4 separate regions of the Homo sapiens genome follow, and regions 2, 3 and 4 are each linked to region 1. The links are chromatin loops, found by intact Hi-C in ENCODE. Cell type or tissue: mammary epithelial cell. All regions are shown on one strand.

Region 1 (5,000 bases):
TTGGCCAGGCTGGTCATGATTTCCTGACCTCAAGTGATCCGCCCACCTCGGCCTCTCAAAGTGCTGTGATTACAGGCATGAGCCATCGCACCTGGCCATGAAGGCTTTTAGATGGGTCTGGAGCTTGGAGGAGAAGTCTGAACTAAGGATAAACTAAAGGTAAGTTGCTGAGTCATCTGTAGAGAGGTGGGAATTGAGGGCACGGATGAGACAGCCTAGAAGAAAAGGAGGAGAAGATGAGAAGAGAGTATCGAGGTATTGGAAACTGGGGAGGGCAGACAAGTCTAAAAAGGAGACTGGAAAAAAGTAGTTGAAGATGGAGAGGGCAAATCTGGGCAGTGTTGGGACACGGAAGCTGAGGAAAAGAGCAGTTCAAGATGCTTGAAATGAACACACCAAAAATACTGTGAACTATTCAGCACGTCCTTGTTTTATAAGTAAAATTCATAGTCACATCAGCGAAATAATTTTAAATGTATGTCTGTTGACTTAAATATTGGTTTTCTTTTGTGACTGAGGTTCCAGTACTTAGGAAAGGAAATGAAAGAGAGGCAGGGCACTCAGGGCTGACTGTCTTCTCAAAGTGCTAACTGATAGACTCTTCCAAGAATGGAATCATTTGTGTTTTCTTTTTTTTTTTTTTTTTTTTTTTTTGAGACGGAATCTCGCTCTGTCGCCCAGGCTGGAGTGCAGTGGCGTGACCTCGGCTCACTGCAAGCTCCGCCTCCCGGGTTCACGCCATTCTCCTGCCTCAGCCTCCCGAGTAGCTGGGACTACAGGCGCCCGCCACCACGCCCGGCTAATTTTTTGTATTTTTAGTAGAGACGGGGTTTCACCATTTTAGCCGGGATGGTCTCGATCTCCTGACCTCGTGATCCGCCCGCCTCGGCCTCCCAAAGTGCTGGGATTACAGGCGTGAGCCACCGCGCCCGGCCTCATTTGTGTTTTCTATTAAAACATATAACCCAGGGTATTAGACCACCATGGTGGTCACGGCGATCACAAAATATTTTTAACTGGTTTGCTGTGAGCTGATTTAGTGTTCTGAAATTTTATTATCTTGACTGGTAGAATTATTGGAACCAGCCATACATGTTAGAGTGATTGACAGCTACTTCTGATGAGGCTTTTATTGGATCTCAGGCAGCCTGCAAGTCACTGTCCTTTGCATTCAGATGCATTTATTTCCACAGCCTCCAGGGTAGCTAATGTTATTTTTCCTTCCCATTCCGAAATTTTAAGATGCCTCAGCTTTAGCCTGGCTCCTAAACTGATGGACAAGAGGAGAATATGAAGAGGAAGACGGGTCTCCTGGAATCCTCAGTTCCCAGGCTCTTCCCTCCAGTGGTCCAGGAACACTTTTGTCCCTGTCATAGATTTGTGTAATTCTCATGATGTGTAACATATGGAAAGAAAAACCAAGTTTTGTGTAGCCTAATAGATAGCTGTTTAGGAAACCATTCCAACTGTCCAGCTTTCTGAGAGTTTGCAAATATCACTTTACTTCTTACATTAATAGAGCCTCATGCAAATCAAATCATGTTGAACTTTATTAGCTATGCTTGATGTTATTTATGTTCTAATTAAATTAATGAGAATCTTGCATTTCTTCACAAAATTAAATTTCTAGAGTCTCTTTTTATTGTAATGTCTACATTCCATAATCAATGAATGCTTTTAATCCTCTGCAGTGATACTTTCTAGTGTTTTGGGAATGAAGCAAAGGCTTCAGAAACATTCAAAACAATCGAGTGTTAGGCTGTGCTATTGTTTGTTTAATGGGCAGAGGTCACTTGCTATGGGAATACTGAGGGTCTGCATGCTGGAATCATTCTCTTTTTGCCCAGGATGGGATCATTGGGTGAGTTTACTTAATCCATGGGCTTTGTTTCCCAAGACTGTGTCAGGGAACAAGACACAATTGTTTCCAGCCCCAGAGTCCTCTTGAGAGAGTGGCTCCAGCAACTTTGCTCTGTCTCATGTGATGTAGCATCCTCCGGCATCATTTAGAAAAGTGAAAGAGCAAGTAGAAAGGAATCTATCTGATCTTCATTTCTTTGCTGTTGTTGTTGATTTGTGTCACACATTGCTTCTCAGGTGGCCCCAAGAGTAAATCAGAAATTCCAATTGAGATTGCAAATTTTGTTTTAATTCTCTGTTGCTTTTCCAGCAATCAGTGCTTTCCTTTAAATTCTGTCTCGTCTCCTAAATGAAGGCAGCGTCGTGGCCCAGTTTGGGTCTCTGTTTAGCAACTGTGGTCTGTTTGAACTGAGGCAGTCCACATGTTACTTCCATTCTTTAGATTAATGTGATGACCGTAGTCCCTGCCAGAATCTTTTGGAACCAGTTATCCCAGGATATTGACATGTGACACGGCCATAGGACTGAAAACTTCCTCTCTTCCAGGGCCAGCCACAGGAGAGAGAAAGGGATTAAGAGGCTACTGTTGTGTCAATGCTGCAACTTGCTTTAGGACTCTGAGCTGGTTTCTTAACTTTTCCGTTGATGAGCAATAAAACCAGTAGAACAATAACTGCCTTCAGTGATTTTACAGATTTGTGTTAGTTAATAAATATAGGAATTTAGGGAAAGCTGTTTCTGATTTATATTTGATACCGATGTAACATTTTATTGGCGGGCGCTCCTGCTGGATCCTCACTCTGTGGTTAACAGTGACTCCTTTTCTGGTAGCACTCCCTGGCTCTGCAAGTCACGGGAAATAGCGTAAGAGCTCACTTGTCTCTTATGTTGAACAAACAGAGGCAGCAACCGCTATGGCAGAGGGTGGCACCTTCTGGCTATGTGTTTTCCTAAGTGGCCTGAAATGAAACTCCTAGAAGTTGTCTCATTGATAAAATGAATGCAATCTAGGTACCACTAATTATCTAACCCCGGGTCATCAGCAGGATTTACCACCACTGCCAGCAGCCCCAAGGCATAGGGGAAGAAAGAATTTTTTAAAAAGAAGTCATGGAAGCAACACAGAGAGAAAAACAAAGCAGCGCTTATGAATGAGATTCGCTATGAGCCCCCACCCCCGCCCCTCAGGAATAACATTTTAGATAAGCAGTGGACACGAAGCAGGCCCCGCTCTGAAAGAGCACAGGAGGTAGAAATGTCTTCCTTTTCTAGGATATAGATGGTGTGGGTATCAAAGCCATTGTTGACAGGAAGGAGGTGGTGTTGGATAAGAGACTAAAAATAGAGCCGGAGTAGTAGTTTGAATCCAGCAAACCAGCCCTCCTTCTAAAATTCTGCAGCACGATCCCATCACGTAAGAATGTGTCTCGTCCGTATGTGACAAAGACACGGTTTTATTGACCTTAAACAAATGGGCTATGTCTGCCAGAAAAGCTTGTGCCGTCTTGACTGTATTCATAAGAAATAGAGAGATATGAATCATGCCATGTAGGTTCCAGGGCGGGGGCGTTCCCTCCCTCTCGTCCTTCGCTTTGCCTTGCATTATTGCAGACGACAGCAGTGCAGGGATGAACTCACTTTCTAGGGAGGAAGCCGCCAGTAAATAACTAAACAAAGAAGATAAGTTCCGATAATCATCGCTGTTAAACTGAGACTAAAACGAGAGATGAGGTAGTGACTGGGAGTGGAGGGGAAGTTGATTGAGGTGGATCACGAGGGATGCCTCTCTGCGGAGGCGATGCCCACATCGAAGCTCTCAGGATGAGACGGAACCAGCCGTGTGGGCAGCTGTGGGAGGACGCAGAGATGGGCAAATGTAAAGATGCGAAGAACACCAGAAATGGTGTTTTTGAAGGACAGAAAAATATGAGTCGAGCTAGAATCTAATGAGCAAAGAGAAACGAGTTAGATGTGATTTTGGAAAGGGAAGGCAATGTGTTTCTCTGTGTGCTGATCAGTCCTGAGGTGCTGCAGCAAGAAATTGACATATAGAGGTGGATACCAGAATGGTGAGGAGTTTGGAAGAAAAACCCTATGAAGAGCGCAGTCGGAACTGGGGGTTGGTTGTCTTACGAAGAGAAGACTGGAGAGAGAGCCATGATAAATGTCTGATTATTTGAGATGTGATCTACTGGAAGCATTACACAGATGATGGTTCCATAGAGTGGCCCTCAGACCATTGAAAGGGGCCATGGCTAAGGCAGAACTCACCCGCCTTAGAAGGAAGCACTTTAACCCTTGACCTCATCCATCCAAAAATGGAACGAGCAGCTTCACAAAGCTGCGCTGTTAGTTTCTAGTCACAAAGTGTTGTTAGGCAAGGACAGCTTTAATTTACTAGATTTTAAGATTTTTCAGGCCAGTGACTTTGTTTTCTGTCCATGTTATATCTCTGGCAAGTACCTGCGGGTGGATGCTCAGTCAGTGTTTACTGAAATGACAAATAAGTAAATCGCAGTAGCAACTGGACCAAGGATGGCTCAGGCAACCTCTCAGATTATACCTAATTCTAGGATTTTATAATTCTGTGATATGAGTAAAAGCAGAATTATTTTCAATACTTAACAAAATTTTATTGGGAAAAATAAAGAACTGTGAACATTGGTGAGAAGTCTTAAAAATAACTTCCCAAACTCTAGCAAATGCACCCTCACCCTTTCCCTGCAAAGCTCCCCACGCAAACTCTTCTGTGTTTCCTAAGCCATGAAGTACAATAGTGCCATTGCTGTTTGTCAGTGACATAGAAAATATTATTTAACTTTATTTAATGGGGGATTTTCAGATAATTTGGACTTCAAATATGCAGTTTTGAAAGTTGATCTGAAATACATCACTTATAATTGCCTTTAGGCTTTTAAGCAAGCATATATGAAATACATTTCATTATTTTATTCACTATATTTCAGTTAAAATTTGCTTTTAAAATATAAAGTGCCTGGGTGCAGCAAACCACCACGGCACACGCATACCTGTGTAACAAACCTGCACGTTCTGCACATACATCCCAGAACTTACAGTATAATAAAAAAAATTTTAAATAAAAATAAAGTGTCACTAAAAAAGTATATCAATAGTCTTAG
Region 2 (5,000 bases), 200 kb after region 1:
TACAGCCTGATGACTCAAAGGTGATGGTTCTCAGCTACCTCCACCCCCAGTCCTACAGAGGAAGTTCAGAGAAGAGCCTTTAAGAAGATGAAAGAGATGAAAAACAGACCCATGAGGAAATGGTAGTAATAATGAGTTTAACATGACGATGTGGATTTTAAGGGAAGATTTGAGAATAATTATCATTAAGTATATGAAAGGTCCTTATTGAGAAAATGGTGACCAGCTGCTCCTCACTTCTGCGGAAGACCGTGCGGAAGGCATTGAGCATAAATTGTAGCTCTAGAGGTTTTTTTTTTTTTCGACTTTTATTTCAGGTTTGGGGATACATGTGAAGGTTTGTTACATAAGTAAACACGTGTCACGGGGTTTGTTGTAGATATTATCCCATCACCCAGGTATTAAGCCCAGTTCCCGATAGTTACCTTTTCTGCTTAAGTTAGAGACTCTTAAAATAGAATTGCCCTCAGTAAACAATGTAAAACATTGTAATGTATTACTTGGAATGGCTATGGCACGGAAGGGCTTTTTTTTAACCAAATAAATTCATCTGTGTGTGGTGTAATTTAGACTGGATTATATCTGAGAGCGATCTGGGAGGGTATCACAAAATTAGATCATGTATTAAGTTTATGTTCGGTTTTATAATCCTGTAATTTTTATAAACAAAAAATGTATGTATAGATTTTTCTAAAATAATGACCTTGAACTATCAATGGTGCTAGGTGACATTAGGTCACAGCCTCTGCCCTCGTGAGGTTTATGTTAGCTTAGGAGTATGTGAGAGAGACACAGACAGACAGACAGAAAGAGAAAAAGAAAACAATAATTACAGAATAGTGTGATGTATACATAGGAAAGAATCATTTTAATCAGCAAGCAATTTTTTAAAATCTGGATTCTTCATTTCCATTGACCCATCCATTCATCCATCCATCCACTCATTCCCAAACCAGCATTTATTTTATTTATTATTATTTTTTGAGATGGAGTCTCGCTCTGTTGCCCAGGCTGGAGTGCAGTGGTGCAATCTCCGCTCACCACAACCTCTGCCTCCCAGGTTCAAGTGATCCTCCTGCCTCAGCCTCCCTAGTAGCTGGGACTACAGGCACGTGCCACCACGCCCAGCTAATTTTTGTATTTTTAGTAGAGATGGGGTTTCACTATGTTGGCCAGGCTGGTCTTGAACTCCTGACCTGATGATCTGCCTGCCTCGAACTCCTGACCTTGTGATCTGCCCACCTCTGACTCCCAAAGTGCTGGGATTATAGGCGTGAGCCACTGTACCTGGCCCAAACCAGCATTTATTTGGTGTCTCTTTTGTGCAAGACACTATGCCAAATGTTAAGAAATCAGCAAAGAAATCGTCCCTATGCTCGTATGTTCGTGGTCTGGAAGGAGCTACAGACAAGTAGACAGGGAGCAGAATATAGTACGATGAAGGCAGGAAAAGAGTATTTACGGAGCTGAATGGGAATGCAGAAGAGGGGCCCATAAACTATTCTTGGTGAATCAGGCAAGGCTAAATGGAAGAACTGACTTCTAAGCCAAGTTATGAGCAAGCAGAAATTGGTCAGCTAAAATGCAGAGGTATGGAGCATGTACTTCCTCTATCCACAATGATGCATAAATATATGTGCATACTCATAAATCGTGTTCACAAAGTCAGAAAATCCTGAAAAACACATTCTATATGACTATATCATGAAAACACCTGAAATTAATAATTATTATCTAAATTTATTTGTCAATAAAGATATGTTAAACTATTTGCAAAAATATCTTAGTACATATGGATTCTTTTGAAATGGTTGATATTATAAATTGTAAAGGGTTAATATAAAAGTTTGTGTGATTTCTATGTTCTGTCCACTGCATAAAGGATTTGATCTATGCACGGCTATTGCCACTATAGACAACTACCCATCTGACAACACCACTGCACTAGTCACCAATGAATAATTCTTCCTTTCTAAACAATCAAAACAAAGTACTTATAGTAATACATTTAATTTCAAAGATTTTTGACATTCAACCAAAAATGCTTGGTCTTTTTGTTTGTTTGCTTGTTTTTTTAGAGATAGAGTCTTGCTTTGTCACCCAGGCTGGAGTGCAGTGGCACAATCATGGCTCACTGCAACCTCCACCTCCGAGGCTCAAGTGATCCTCCTGCCTCAGCCTCCAGACTAACTGGGACTACAGGCATATGCCAGCACACTCGACTAATTTGTGTGTGTGTGTGTGTGTGTACATATGTGTGTGTGTGTGTGTGTATATACACATATATATACATATATATACATACATACATATATACACACACACACACACACACACACACACACACATATATATATATATGGGTTCTTTTCTGTAGAGATGTAGTTTCGCCATGTTGCTCAGGCTGGTCTTGAACTCCTGGGCTCAAATGATCCATCATCTCAGCCTTCCAAAGTGTTAGATTACAGGCATGAGCCACCGTGTCTGGCCTGAGAACCAACACAAGTGTTTTGGGAATGGGTGAATGGAATGATGGTTGGAAACAGATGGTCCAGATTGAAGAATTTGCTCCATAATTAAAAACAATTCAATCATCTTTATTTATCACACTTCCATTTCTTTATCTTGGACTGCCAAAGAATACATTCAAAATACTCCCCAAAATGTATTCATATTATCAAAGCCTAAAAGTCAGGTGAACCCCAATAAGTTGCCAAGCATAGACACATACTGCCATCCCTGGGTGGGCCTAGGAATTAGTGTGTCTGCAGCCCCTGAATCCAATGTGCCAGGGATAAGCAGCACTCCCTCTAGCTTGGCCACTCCTGTCCTTCCCTAGTCATGGAGGTTACTGATAAAACTAGGCTTCCATATACTTCTCTGTGCTATAGATTGTCTTCTAACATTGTTGGACACCTGATGGCTTGACTTGGGTTGGGTCCTCAGCTCTTGCTACGTACTCAGTTCCTGGCATCCACAGCCCCAGCTAACTCTTGCTGGCCATCTGGATTTCTCTTGAAGCTCTGCCCTCCTGCCTCTCTCCTGCTCTCACCACCAGGTAGGAATGATGTCCCTACCTCACCCCCTTCCCTCCTACTTGGATAGTTGCCAGGACAGGACTGAAGCTCACTAAGCCTTTCGTATACAGCACATTGCTTGACTGCCCCCTACAAAGAGTCCAGACCTCATCACACACACCCAGATCCTGCTTCCTCCTCCTCCCTGCCTGCCCAGGCTGTAGAGGACCCAGTAGGCTCCTGCCCAAGGTCATCTGAATTAGGACAAAATTAAGGACCAGTGCTTTTGGCAAGCAGTGGACATGATTGGATATCTAAAGAAAGAGCCCTAAGTCTTCATCATGTATCAGATTCCACAAAGCATTTGGTTTTTGGGGGGTGAAATAATTTAACACCTTTAAAAGTAAAGAGAACTCACCTTTAGAAATGATTTCAGATGTGGGTCATTTATTATTGTGAAATAAATATGTCTATTGTGGGTGGATTTTTCCATAGGGTAAATCAAAGAAAGAATCACCTAGCTATTACACTAGCCTTTTAGATTTACTGTAGACATCTGTGAAAAATTATGAATTGGCCTTTATTACAAGACTTTGTTTTCAAACCTTTATTTCTGTTCCAATGTAAATGATAATCGAACTTTACTGGAGAAAAGACCCATGATTTTAAATATAGTTTTATGTCAGCTTATAGTTTTACATCAGAGTCCATATAGCTGTTAGAAAGTTATGTGCTACTGACAAAATAACAGTTGGCAAAACATAAGACAAAATCTACAATTTTATTCACAGGATCTAACTAATGTACCATTATTATTACCAATTGATCTCAGTGTGCTATAATTTTGGTAACAATTTCTTTGATATGCTTTTAAAAATATATATATATTTACAAATAAAGGTATAATTTTTAAGAGTCAGTCTAAACAGACTAGATTCTAGAGGGACAGACATATATTGACCTACGACAATCCCTAATTCCGGTGTTTAGGAATGTTTGTTAGCCATTTTTTTCCTCTATAAGATTACAGCTCTCAGAGGATACTAATATTGGCCTATTTGTTTCCTGACCTCTTGAGGTAATTTGAAAACACAGGAGAAATCGAGGACTATCCCTTTTTTTATTTTGCTCCTTCTCAAATCCACAAGTTATCAATTTTTAAATGGAATATTATGTTTCCAAATCTTTGGTGGGGCTTATCCTGATAAATTTTATTTAAACGGTGAACTACACTCCTAACAACCAGCTTTCTTTTTTGTTGCGATGGAGTTTTGCTCTTCCTGCCCAGCTGCCCAGGCTGGAATGCAATGGCGCGATCTGGGCTCACTGCAACCTGCAACCTCCACCTCCCATGTTCAAGTGATTCTCCTGCCCTAGCCTCTCGAGTAGCTGGGATTACAGGGGGATGCCAACACACCCGGCTAATTTTTTGTATTTTTAGTGGAGATGGGGTTTCACTATGTTGGCCAGGCTGGTCTCGAACTCCTGACCTCAGGTGATCCACCCACCTCGGCCTCCCAAAGTGCTGGGATTACAGGTGTGAGCCACCGTGCCTGGCCAATAACCAGCTTTAACTATTGAGTCAATACTGTCTAAATATTTAGAGAAATGGTTAAGCGGCAGGCTCCTGAGTCCATCAAACCTGGAACTGTGTTTAGGCCCAAGCACTCTGTAACTATGTGGGCACATGATTAACTTCTCTAAGCTCCAGTTCTTCATCTATAAAATGGGATGATATTACTCTTCTCATATGAGATTAGAAAATTAAATAAAAATGGTGTGTATCAAATGCCAGTCATAAAATGAAGTGCTTAGTGTTAGCTTTAATCATAATCATCTATTTAGTATAGCTATGAGTGTTTGATTTTGATTTTGTATTAGCACCTCTGACAATGTGGATTTGGTACTTAATAATTAGCGGGAAAGGTAATAATCTCAGTGTCGGTTACAATTCGATTTTTCTTCAAGGTTTTTGTCCTAAGG
Region 3 (5,000 bases), 62 kb after region 1:
CAGGTGCTACGACAGTGATTCAGTCTGTCGAGGGGTTTTTCTTTCTTTCTCTTTTTTCTTTTTCTTCTTCTCCTCCTCTGTCCTCCCCTCTCCTCTTTTCTTCTCTCTTTTTATTCCTGTAGCAGGAGACACAGGTGGATGGTAAGGTCTAATTTCCAGAAAGCTGAGCTTTGCTGCTTGTGAACGTGGTATCTTTGGCTACCACTGAGGGTTAGACTCAGGTCCACTACAGCAATTCTGACATATTTACTGAAATCTGTGAGGTTTTTGCTCTGGAAGTATAGAAGAGGACATGGTCAAGGCAGTAAACAGATCTAAAAAAAAAACCACAAAAACAAAAGGAACAGATTGTTAACAAATAACAAGTTCTGAAGGCCAGCAAGTAAGACAGCTTTTGTTTCTTTATCAATACTGTAAGGTGCTGATTTACTGTAAAACTAATTGCATTATAATTGGATGTGGCTTTTCAATGTTGTTTTGAGTCTTTTATTCCTTCCAACATGCCACCAAAATGTTTATTTCGAAGTAGGCCGTGAATACTGTGCTGGAGGATTTGTTGAACAAGAAAACTAGGTGTAGTCAGACTAAAAATGTTATTGTGGTGATCCATCCCCAGATCATGGAAGAGAGTTATTATTCAGAATCTGCATTTTGATGGTATTCACTTTACTGATATTTTAGCCATAATTTATCCTCTTTCACTACAGTTCTTAAACTAGGTCCTTCCGATGTGTGTCCCAGTTCTCTTTCCCGGTTACACGCCTCTACTTCTGCACAGCGGCTCTTTGCGGCCTTCCTGCCTTGGCCTTGGATGGAAGGGTAACCCCCTGCAGAGTATTCAATGATCAGACTGTGTCCTGTGTATGTGACTTTGCAGCAATACCCAATGCCAGTTTGATGCGTGGTGCTTACTTCACAGAAGCCCATTTCATGTAGGGCTTGGGAGGAAGTCGTTGCTATCCTGGATGTTCTTACGTTCTTTAGTAATGGTGGAAGGGAAAGAATTTCGTACACCATTGTTATTAACACCCTGAATCCTGCAGATCTGGCCAAAGGGAGGGTGACCCTAGCCATCTGGGAAGTGTGCAAGGCAGAAGCACCGTCCATATGGGAGGAGCTGGAGGTGCCTGGCCCTGTCTGGTCAGGTGGTGGGTCTGGCTGATCTTTTCCCCTTCAGCACCAGGAAGTTACACAAACCTGTACTTCATGCACCCAAGGAGAAGAAAGAGGGCCCCCTCCTCTGTCCCGTGATATGATAGTGAACCATACTTACATTTGAAAGATAGTTTCTTTCTTTCTTTTTTTTTCTTTTTTTTTGAGACAGTCTTCCTCTGTCACCCAGGCTGGAGTACAGTGGCACCCTCATAGCCTGCAACCTTGACCTCCTAGGCTCAGGTGACCCTCCTGCCTCAGCCTCCCAAAGTGCTAGGATTACAGGCCTGAGCCACCATGTCCAGCCTGAAAGATGTTTTCTGAATCAGGTTTGTACAGCCAAGTTACTTTGAAAGCATACGTGAAAATGTTTATAAGTTATAATACATTTTATATGTATGTTATTATCATAAGTAGATAGGTGTTTCCTACTTGAATCTTTGAGTTACCTGGATGCATTTCTTAAGGAGAGTTTATAACAAAATGTTTTAATAGGAAATTTCATTATAATAATTTGAACTTTTCCCATTTATTGCTTTTTATTATTACTGGATAAATATTGTGATACTCCTGGTGCTCTGAACCCCATCTGAGCAGAAACCTGTAGTATCTGAGGACTCTTGCCAATAACATAATGGTAGATTGTGTCAAGAATATGCTCTTCATCTGCCTAGGGTTTCATGATTTTCAAGTTGTACATACTAGAAAGGTTCTGTAGATAAAGTATGAGAGGAGAAAGGCATTATGTACATTAGTTGAAATTGGCATCATGTTGCCAAACTGTAATAAGCCTTAGGGGAGCTCAGTGTTGAAACTACTCAATTGAATGCTGCAATTTCCCATAACAATTTAAAAGGCCTGCAGGCATGCTAAAGTCATAGCTGGATCTTTCAGTTAACACTCTGTAACATGACCCCAAAGTCTCATTTACATCACAGCAATTAAAATATATTCCACATTACACGTTTACTACCACATACTGTAGAAATAATCCAATGAAATGTGGCTATTTTCCAAAAATAATATGGAAATCTTGATATGATACGTATTCACAATTTCTTCTTTCCAAAGTGGTATCACCATTACACACTTGTACATACAGGATAATGGTAATTGTGAAGGGGGAGGAAAGTGGGGCAGATGAAGAGGAATGCAGCCTGGACTGATGAAAACTAGCAATCATTACTACTTGGTGACCCACAGGAAATTGGTTTTGTGGTCTCAGTCCGGTTCATGGGTGACAGGTGTCCATTGTGCAAAATAATCATCGTAATCTGTGCTAATTGGCCCCCTACTGGTAGTTAGAAAGTAGAGAGACCAAAAATTATATGAGCACAAAGAACCCTTCTACACCTCCTGGTTGCAGAAGGGTTGCCTCTGGACTAGGACAAAATGCCAACACCCAGTTGGGAAAGAGATGGAAATGTAGAGTAGCACTCACCTGAGGAAGGTATTTTCATGAATTTAGAGTCCTTTCCTTAATGCTCCATCCAAATTAAATTTAAAATCCTCCTGACATAGGGATTATAGCTGTAACTATTAATTGATATCATAACTATTTTGTAATGAGCTGAACAGCAAATTGAATTACTTTAAAGCAGAGCCGTGGTGGGCAAAATTAGATCATATTTTCTCAACAGTGACGACTGCATTTTAGCAATGCCTCCCTTTGAGGAAACGTAGACCAAATTGACTTACTCCAAATTGTTGTTGTGGTTTAATATTTATTGAATAGCCACAATTTACTAGCTTACCTTGAAAGTGTGGTTTTTAACAGTTGTCTAGAATACATCACCAAGGTATGAAATACAGTGGCAAAAGTCCAGCTTCTCCACTTGGCAGGCAGTCAATGGGAAACCAAGGAAACTGCCTTGCTCTCTGTGCCTGCTGGAACATTCTTGCCTGCACTCCCCTTTTGTGGTCAGGAAGAGCTTTGGAAGAATCCTACTTTAGCAGACATCTGAGAACGCAACATTTTTATCTACTGACTAGGTCCATTTTAATCCTCTGCCGTGGTTTATAACTACCACTAGTAACAGCATTGAAACAAATTTAATTGGGCCACTTACTCAAGAGCCTTTGTGTCCATTATTGGGAGGTGCCTCCTTTGAGCAGACACAGCCCCCTCCTAGGGGTGCTGAACTGGGCAACCGCAAAGCACAGGCTGGATTGAGCCCCCCAACCCCCTCAGCAGATGACCCGATGCCTGGGTTGGGCGTTGTCTACCTGACCCATGAAAACTTTTTAAAATTATAGATTATGCACATATTTGGTTTTTTTTTTTATGAGACAGGGTCTCACTCTGTCACCCAGGCTGGAGTGCAGTGGTGCAGTCATAGCTCACTGCAGCCTTGAACTCCTGGGCTCAAGTGATCCTTCCACCCCAGCCTTCTGAGTAGCTAGGCCTACAGGTGGTATGTGCCACCGTGACTGGCTAATTAAAAAACAAAACAAAACAAAAAAACTTGTTTTGTAGAGATGGGATCTCACTATATTGCCCACGCTGGTCTTGAACTCCTGGCCTCAAGTGATCCTCCTGCCTCAGCCTCCTAATGTGCTGTGATTACAGGTGTGAGCCGCTGTGCCCAACCTATGCATGTATTTGTCTTTATGATATAAATCATCTAGGAAATCCAGAACCACAAAGGTATAGGATACGTGTTTCCTATTTTTACTTGACTATTTGGCAGTATTTATACAAAGTCATAATATTTGAGTGTATTGTGCCTATGCATTTTAAGGTGTGTAACTAAACTTGAGAAGTCCAAACAGTATATTTCTGTGTGAGCCTATACCTAGTCAAGCATATTTATATTCCCCAATACTGTTGCATTACAATGTGTTTAAAAACAAACAATAAACACCCACGAAGAAAAATATTCTAGAGAATGGAATCCTCCGAGTAAGCACACAGACCGCTAGCCAGGCTGGCTGTTTCCCCTACACATTGATACTGAGTCCAGAACCGACCTAGCCCCTACTGTCTCCACAGCAAGCTCAGAGACTTTCCTCAGTTCTTGGGACGAATCAGACACTCAGACTGAACCCAAAGGGTTTTTGGGATCCTGAATCTACTCTGGAACTTATCTATCCCCTAGAGCTTACCTCCTTCAAGGAGGAAGTGGGGTTTGGGAATTCGTCTGTCCACTGACAGATGCCATGTTGACGGAGACACCTGCATTCGCATCGCTGAGTGCGAATTTCCCACTTTCCAGGGATCCGTGAGGAAGGTGCCGTGTGGCTGGTTTGCTGCTTTTCAGACTAAGATGAGAGCTGTCTGGTGGGCAGTAGACAGTGTATATGTTTATTATAGTAATTTTGCCTGTGGGTAACAGAGGCATGAATAACTGCAGTTATCCCTTATTCTCCAAATACTTGGGGGTAGTTACCAGGTCTTCACCTAGTTACTAAAATAAGCCTACCAGCATTCTTCAGTCTGGAGACTCTTCATCAGTTTCATTCCTCCTCTTGAAAGTCCTGCCAGCGTCTGCCTACTGCTTTCTACTACCAAGACAAAAATATTTGGATAACATTAGACATGAAATCATTTTGAAATTATTGGTGTGGGAACAATTTTTTTCTTATTTGATGACATAGTCCCTCTGAATAAGCTCATAAAAATTCAAAACTCAAATTCTATTCACACATTTTAGCAAAATAGCAATTTCGTAACAGAGGTATAATCTCTTGCTCTCAACCGTATAGACTGGGCTTTGGTGTATTTTTCGCAAACCAGCTCCCCCAGATTACTGAGATTTAAGCCTAATGACAGCGGACATGATTCTCGGACACCGGGCAATGTACTTGATGTCATTATAGTAGCTGCCCTTTATCAAGTACTCATTATG
Region 4 (5,000 bases), 100 kb before region 1:
AGGCTGAGAGCGCACCAGTCTCCGCCACGCTTCCAAGGACAGGTTGGCGACGGCCGGGGCAGGCCTGGTCGCGGGCTCCTAGCCCTCCACGGGCAGACTGCTGGTCCCAGGAGAGGGCGGGGAGATGCTCGGGCGCGCACCAGGGAGCCGCACTCACTCGGCAGCCCCAAGCACGCACGCCCCACCTCTGCCGCCGCCCCGTCCCGGACCCGAAAGGAGCCTGAAGGATCCCGCCGACCACCCAGCCAGAGAGCGGTTCGGCTCAGGTCGCCCATTCGGAGCTACAAAACTCTGGAACCTCCAGCAGTTTCGGAAGCTCCGGGGGAGGGCTTTCCTGCAGACAGGGGGCGGGAGCTAGGGAGCCGGGAGCCAGCGCTGCGGTGGGAACTTCAGTGAGTAGAAAGTGGCCAGTGTCTTGGGAGGAGCAGCAAACTTTTTTTTTCCCTCCCACAGCAAACAAAATCGAGGCAGGGACAGTGTCCGGCCGCTAATCTGAGGGGAGAATGGAGAGGAAAGAAGAGTAGTAAAAGTGGGGAGTGGAGCCTTCGGAGGACTCCCGGGTCCGCCCCTGGCCAGGTGATGCGGGGCGGAGGCCTAGGTGCTTGAACCTGGGGGGCAGACAATTGTTCTGCTGCAGTGCCCACCAGGGGCTGGTAAGGAAGTCTGAGTGTTTACTGCCTCCCTTCCCTGTCCAAAGGTCATTTGCGCTTTTCGGTCTCGGACGAAAGAACACTGTGGAAAGGAAGGCGCGGGTCATTTTCAGAGGCTCTGCAAAGGACGGGCCGCCTACCGGGGGTGGAAATCCTTAATTACACCCTTCTGCCTCGGAATCCGTCTTCCCGGCAGTGTCTTGCACTGCCACCTCCTCGGGTGACTCAGCTGACCTGAAATGCCCACCCTACGGAAGATCAAGAAAAGTAGTTTTCTAAGAAGGTTAGAGGTTTGATTACACAGAGAAGTGTTTCCACTTAAGTCCAAAGCAATTACCCGCCCCCTCCCCCAGGGCCGCCTCCCCGCCACCCGCAGCAGAAAAGGACAGACCCCCACGCACGTACCCCCATTTTGTTGGTGCGTGTGAATTTCAAATGGCGCAGTAAGTTCATTAGTGTTTTCAATCGGCGGCGGGCAGACCCCTCATCAGAGCCGAAAGCCGGCAAGAGCCATTCATCAGCGTGAAGTGTTATTCACGGATGACCCCTAAATCACGGCGAGAGTAGTAAAGGCACTGATTGGTCACAGCATGGGAGCCTCGGTGCTTTCCCGAACCCGACGCGGCCGGGAGGAGGGAAGGAGGGAGGGGCGGCGAACGTGGTTCAGTCCGGCAAATCCCATTTGACAGAAAAAGGCAGTAAACGGGGAATCTCTTTTTTTGAATAAAGAAGAAGAAGAAATAAAGTACCTGTCATCTTGACAAGTGGCGGAGCGGAGGAGTCAAGGATTATAAATGATCACAGCCAGGTCCAGCTCGCCCCGTGATTGGGCTCTCCCGCGATCTGCACCGGGGGAAGCGCATGGTAGGCTCCTCTCCTCTCCTCCTCTCCCTCGCACACTCCCGCACACACACACACACACACACACACGGACACGTGTACGCGCCCGGGCTCGGGCACACTCGGCCCGGCGCGTCCCCCGCCGCACAATTACGGTCCTGGATGCCGCTCCCTGGCCGGGCGTCCCGCGGGCCTCCTCACCTGGCCCTTCTCGCCTTCCTCCTCCCTCGCCTCCCCGGTCCTCCCGCTCGCGGGCTGAACCCCGAAAACTCCGGCCCGGCCTGGTCCGCCGCCTTGGAGGAGGCTGGAGGGGCCGGCGGGCGGGGAGAGGGGGAGCGCGGGGGAGAGAAAGAAAGTGAACTCATTGGCGCGCGGGCGCCCTCCCCTCCCGCGTCCCCGGGCCGCGCGGCCGGGGGCGGGCAGGGAAGGAAGTTGTAACACTCGCGCCCCCTCCCCGCCCCCGCCCCGCCGGCGCCCGCTCCCCGCTCCCTCGGCGGGGCCCCCCTCCCCCGCGCCCGGCTCCTTTGAATTTGGCCCGGCGCGGTGTGCGCGCGGCTCGGGCGGACGCGGCGGCTGCTGCCGGGGAGCGAGCCGGCGGCGCGGGCGAGCCGAGCGCGGTAAGTGCGGCGCCGCCGCCGGCGCGCCCTCCTTCCTTTATGGGGTCCTAGTGCCGGGCCGCGGCGCCGGGAGCTGGCGGGCGCGAGCTGGGACGGCGCGTGGCCCCGGGAGGCGGCGGACGCGGGGACATCTTCTCAGCGCGCGGATTCTCTCCACGGTCCGGCCTCCCCGTCCCCGCCCCGCCCTCGCGCCAGCCACCTCCGGCCGCCGGCTCAGGTGGGAACTTCGCCGGCGCCTCTCGCCCGGGGAGCCAGGCGCCGCGCCCCCGTACTGGGGAGCCCCGGGGTCCCTGAGGAAGGCAGTCCGGAGGCTGGGCGCCCAGTGGGGGCGGGGAGGGGAGCCCGCCAGGTCCTCTTCGGCCCCCGATGTGTGGCGAGGCCCCGCGTCTTCTGCGGGGGCGTCTTAACAGGATCCTGGGGGGCTTCCAGCGAGCGGAAAGCCCCGGGATGTCACCGCTTTCCGGGGCAGGCAGGGGACAGAAGGCTTCTGCAGCGATCAGGGAGCCAAGTTGAAAAGGAGTGAAGGAGGGAGAGTGCGGGGCGAGGGGTAGCGTGGGGAGTGGTGGATCACGGCTGAAACTTGATCGGGAAACTCTGGATGGGGTTGGAAACACACACAAAATATCCTGAGCTGGGCGTTTCAAAAATTACGAATTTATGAGCCTGCAACTGAGATTCTAAGTCCCTCTCGTGTTTTACAACCGATTACAAAGAGCTTCACGTATTTTAGGTTGAGGCGGGTTGTGTCTGATTGATCTTTGCTGAGCATCTTACTATGCAGCTTGGATTCCATTCTTACTGCCTCACCTTTAAGGTAGCTGGAGTGGTAACTTGTTAATTTTTATTGTAGAGAGAGGGTAACAAGTACTTGTACCGTGTAATACATCACACACGTGTGTTTCCCCAAGTCACTGTAATTTGGAGGTAGAGAAAAGTTTCCAGGTACGTGTGAGGAGGTGCAATGGAAATGAAAGGCTGAGAGCTGTCCTAGACTTTTTACAGGGCCCCAGACGGCTGGGATGCCCGAGAACAGGACTGTCTCTTCATCATGCTCTATTTCTTATCTTCTGACAATGTATTTTGTCAAACATTGGTAGACTCTGGCAGAATCCACTGGGTGGTCTTTTCACTAGAAATAGACATATGTTGAGGCATTACCTTTCCCTTCTCTTGTCAAAAGAAAAAAGGTGGATATGGCATCTCTGGAAAGCTTGGAAGAGTATCCCAAAAGATGGTATTGTAACTGAACAGAACTTGGTGATTTGATCCCTTAGTGAATTTCTTTAAAATAATGACGCATATCCCTTTTTCCCCACTGCCTACTTGGAGAAGTATTTGTAGTCTTTATGTATTAATATATTGAGAACAGACTGACTTTAGAATTAAGAGCAACTGTGTAATAATAATTATCTATTTTAATATTTCAATTAAAACAAGATTTTATAAATTCAACAATCTTGCTTTGTGCATTCCTTAATACACTTTTAATTATCTAAAACTTCGAGCATGTATATCTTAATATATAAAATTCTTGTATGAGCCCTGAAAGTTTGGATTTGTAATTCTAAATGCAGAGTAAATATTTAATTCTTGATCTAAGAGTGAGAGGTTAGTTCAGTAATAAGACTTGCTAATCCCACTTTAAAATGTCATGGCATTCACAAATTATTCCTAAATTCTTCAAAGATAGGAGTTTATAATGAGTTTAGTTATTCTATTGTGTATTTCAGGATTGTCTGTATCTCTTCCTGTTGCATTTCCCTTAACAATCTTGTTCTTTTTTTCTTACACGAATTTTATTATTCCTCTTAATCAAAGATTTTTTTCTAATAGTAAACAAATATATCTTATGTTAAATAACTTAGAAAAGAATAGTTAGAAAAAGTAGTTCAAATCAAACACACATTTTACATGCACTGCACAGTTTTTATAAAAAATGTAGTTGTACTAATCACCATGCTAACGTTTATATATTTGGAAAACTCTGTGAACCCCCTGTGCCAATAGCTTTATGTTAGCAACCTATGCACCCTAATGAGGATTACTTGATTATTGGGAATAAAGCAGATAGATTTATGGAATTGTGACTAGTTATTCCTCCAAACGGGATTATTTTGCATGGCTGTGTTTATTTTCTAGAAAGATGTTTTAGGTAAATTATTGAGGCTTTTCTTACTATGATTCTGTAGGCGTGTCATCAGTCTTTTGGTTAGAAAAGGGAACCTGCCTTATTAGGGTGAAGACAAAGAAAGATAAGGATGCTTATCTTTGAATAGAAAAAAGCTCCTAAAGAGAGTGAAAACTTTTAAACTTATTCAGAAAGGAAACCTAGCTAAACAATAATGATCCAGTTAGTAAGTTCAAGCTACTCTTTCTTAGCTTTGCTTCTGGGAGCCAAGAGTAATTATTCTGTTTGTAAAGAGTCAAGCAAAGAAGATAGCAGGAAGAAGCGCGTGGCTATCGTTGTGAGTAGAGTGACCTGTCAGAAATACTGAATCACCGTTAGGCTCGGTGTACAAAAAATGATGTCTTTGCAATAGCTGTTAATGTATGTTTGGAGATGCTGAAGTTTATCCTACCTATAGGGATACTAGGGAATAAGTTCAGAGCATGGTCATTGTCTGATATGAAAGCCCAACAAAGCCAAGTTTATTAGTTTATTAATATTGGTTATTTAAATAAATGCATGTGCCTCCTTTTTATTAAACTTTATTTTACCCTGTAAAAATTTGATTTCTGGATGGTGGTTGAATATCATCCAAGTTTTATATTTATTTGAATCAGTGTGTTCAGCAGCTGTGATGAATTGTCTGCCCTTTTCTGGAAGCTGTGCAACCTGTTAAGCATGTTGAATTACACATTGCTCATCTACCCTGTGTTTCGTTTGATAGTC

Evidence for each region. Hi-C counts contacts between places; a loop is a spot of excess contacts. Peaks named below come from ENCODE experiments on the same cell type or tissue, not always from the same donor. Only the 100,000 strongest peaks of a DNase experiment are listed, where the experiment ranks them.
Region 2: a loop joins it to region 1, with 2.5 times the contacts of the local background. A loop is called at or near these places in 4 of 110 quality-filtered maps.
Region 3: a loop joins it to region 1, with 6 times the contacts of the local background. A loop is called at or near these places in 3 of 110 quality-filtered maps.
Region 4: it touches region 1 in a loop (6-fold over the local background); 5 of 110 quality-filtered maps call a loop at or near these places.

What each region holds. Positions count from the first base shown.
Region 1 is chr4:182,243,318-182,248,317 of GRCh38, forward strand. TENM3 (teneurin transmembrane protein 3) reads left to right here and starts at 85. Exons shown (of 28, transcript NM_001080477.4): 1 at 85-159. In mammary epithelial cell, a CTCF peak has its summit at 2,766 (motif pointing left); DNase peaks (open chromatin) are centred at 2,614 and 3,404; H3K4me3 peaks cover 951 bases; H3K27ac peaks cover 2,784 bases.
Region 2 is chr4:182,440,533-182,445,532 of GRCh38, forward strand. All of the region lies in intron 3 of TENM3 (teneurin transmembrane protein 3), which reads left to right. Among named protein-coding and RNA genes, the nearest start is that of TENM3, 200 kb to the left of the region's middle. In mammary epithelial cell, a CTCF peak has its summit at 2,749; no DNase peak of the experiment used is centred here.
Region 3 is chr4:182,304,897-182,309,896 of GRCh38, forward strand. The region is part of intron 1 of TENM3 (teneurin transmembrane protein 3); the gene reads left to right. Among named protein-coding and RNA genes, the nearest start is that of TENM3, 64 kb to the left of the region's middle. In mammary epithelial cell, a CTCF peak has its summit at 2,441; DNase peaks (open chromatin) are centred at 2,025, 2,365 and 3,045; H3K27ac peaks cover 2,167 bases.
Region 4 is chr4:182,142,648-182,147,647 of GRCh38, forward strand. TENM3-AS1 (TENM3 antisense RNA 1) reads right to left here and starts at 1,868. Exons shown (of 5, transcript NR_125905.1): 1 at 1,692-1,868; 2 at 1,400-1,493; 3 at 1,056-1,197; 4 at 791-898. It also overlaps a transcript of TENM3 not described here. RefSeq lists an enhancer at 2,125-3,113. In mammary epithelial cell, a CTCF peak has its summit at 782; DNase peaks (open chromatin) are centred at 374, 1,414, 1,554 and 2,874; H3K4me3 peaks cover 3,267 bases; H3K27ac peaks cover 4,468 bases.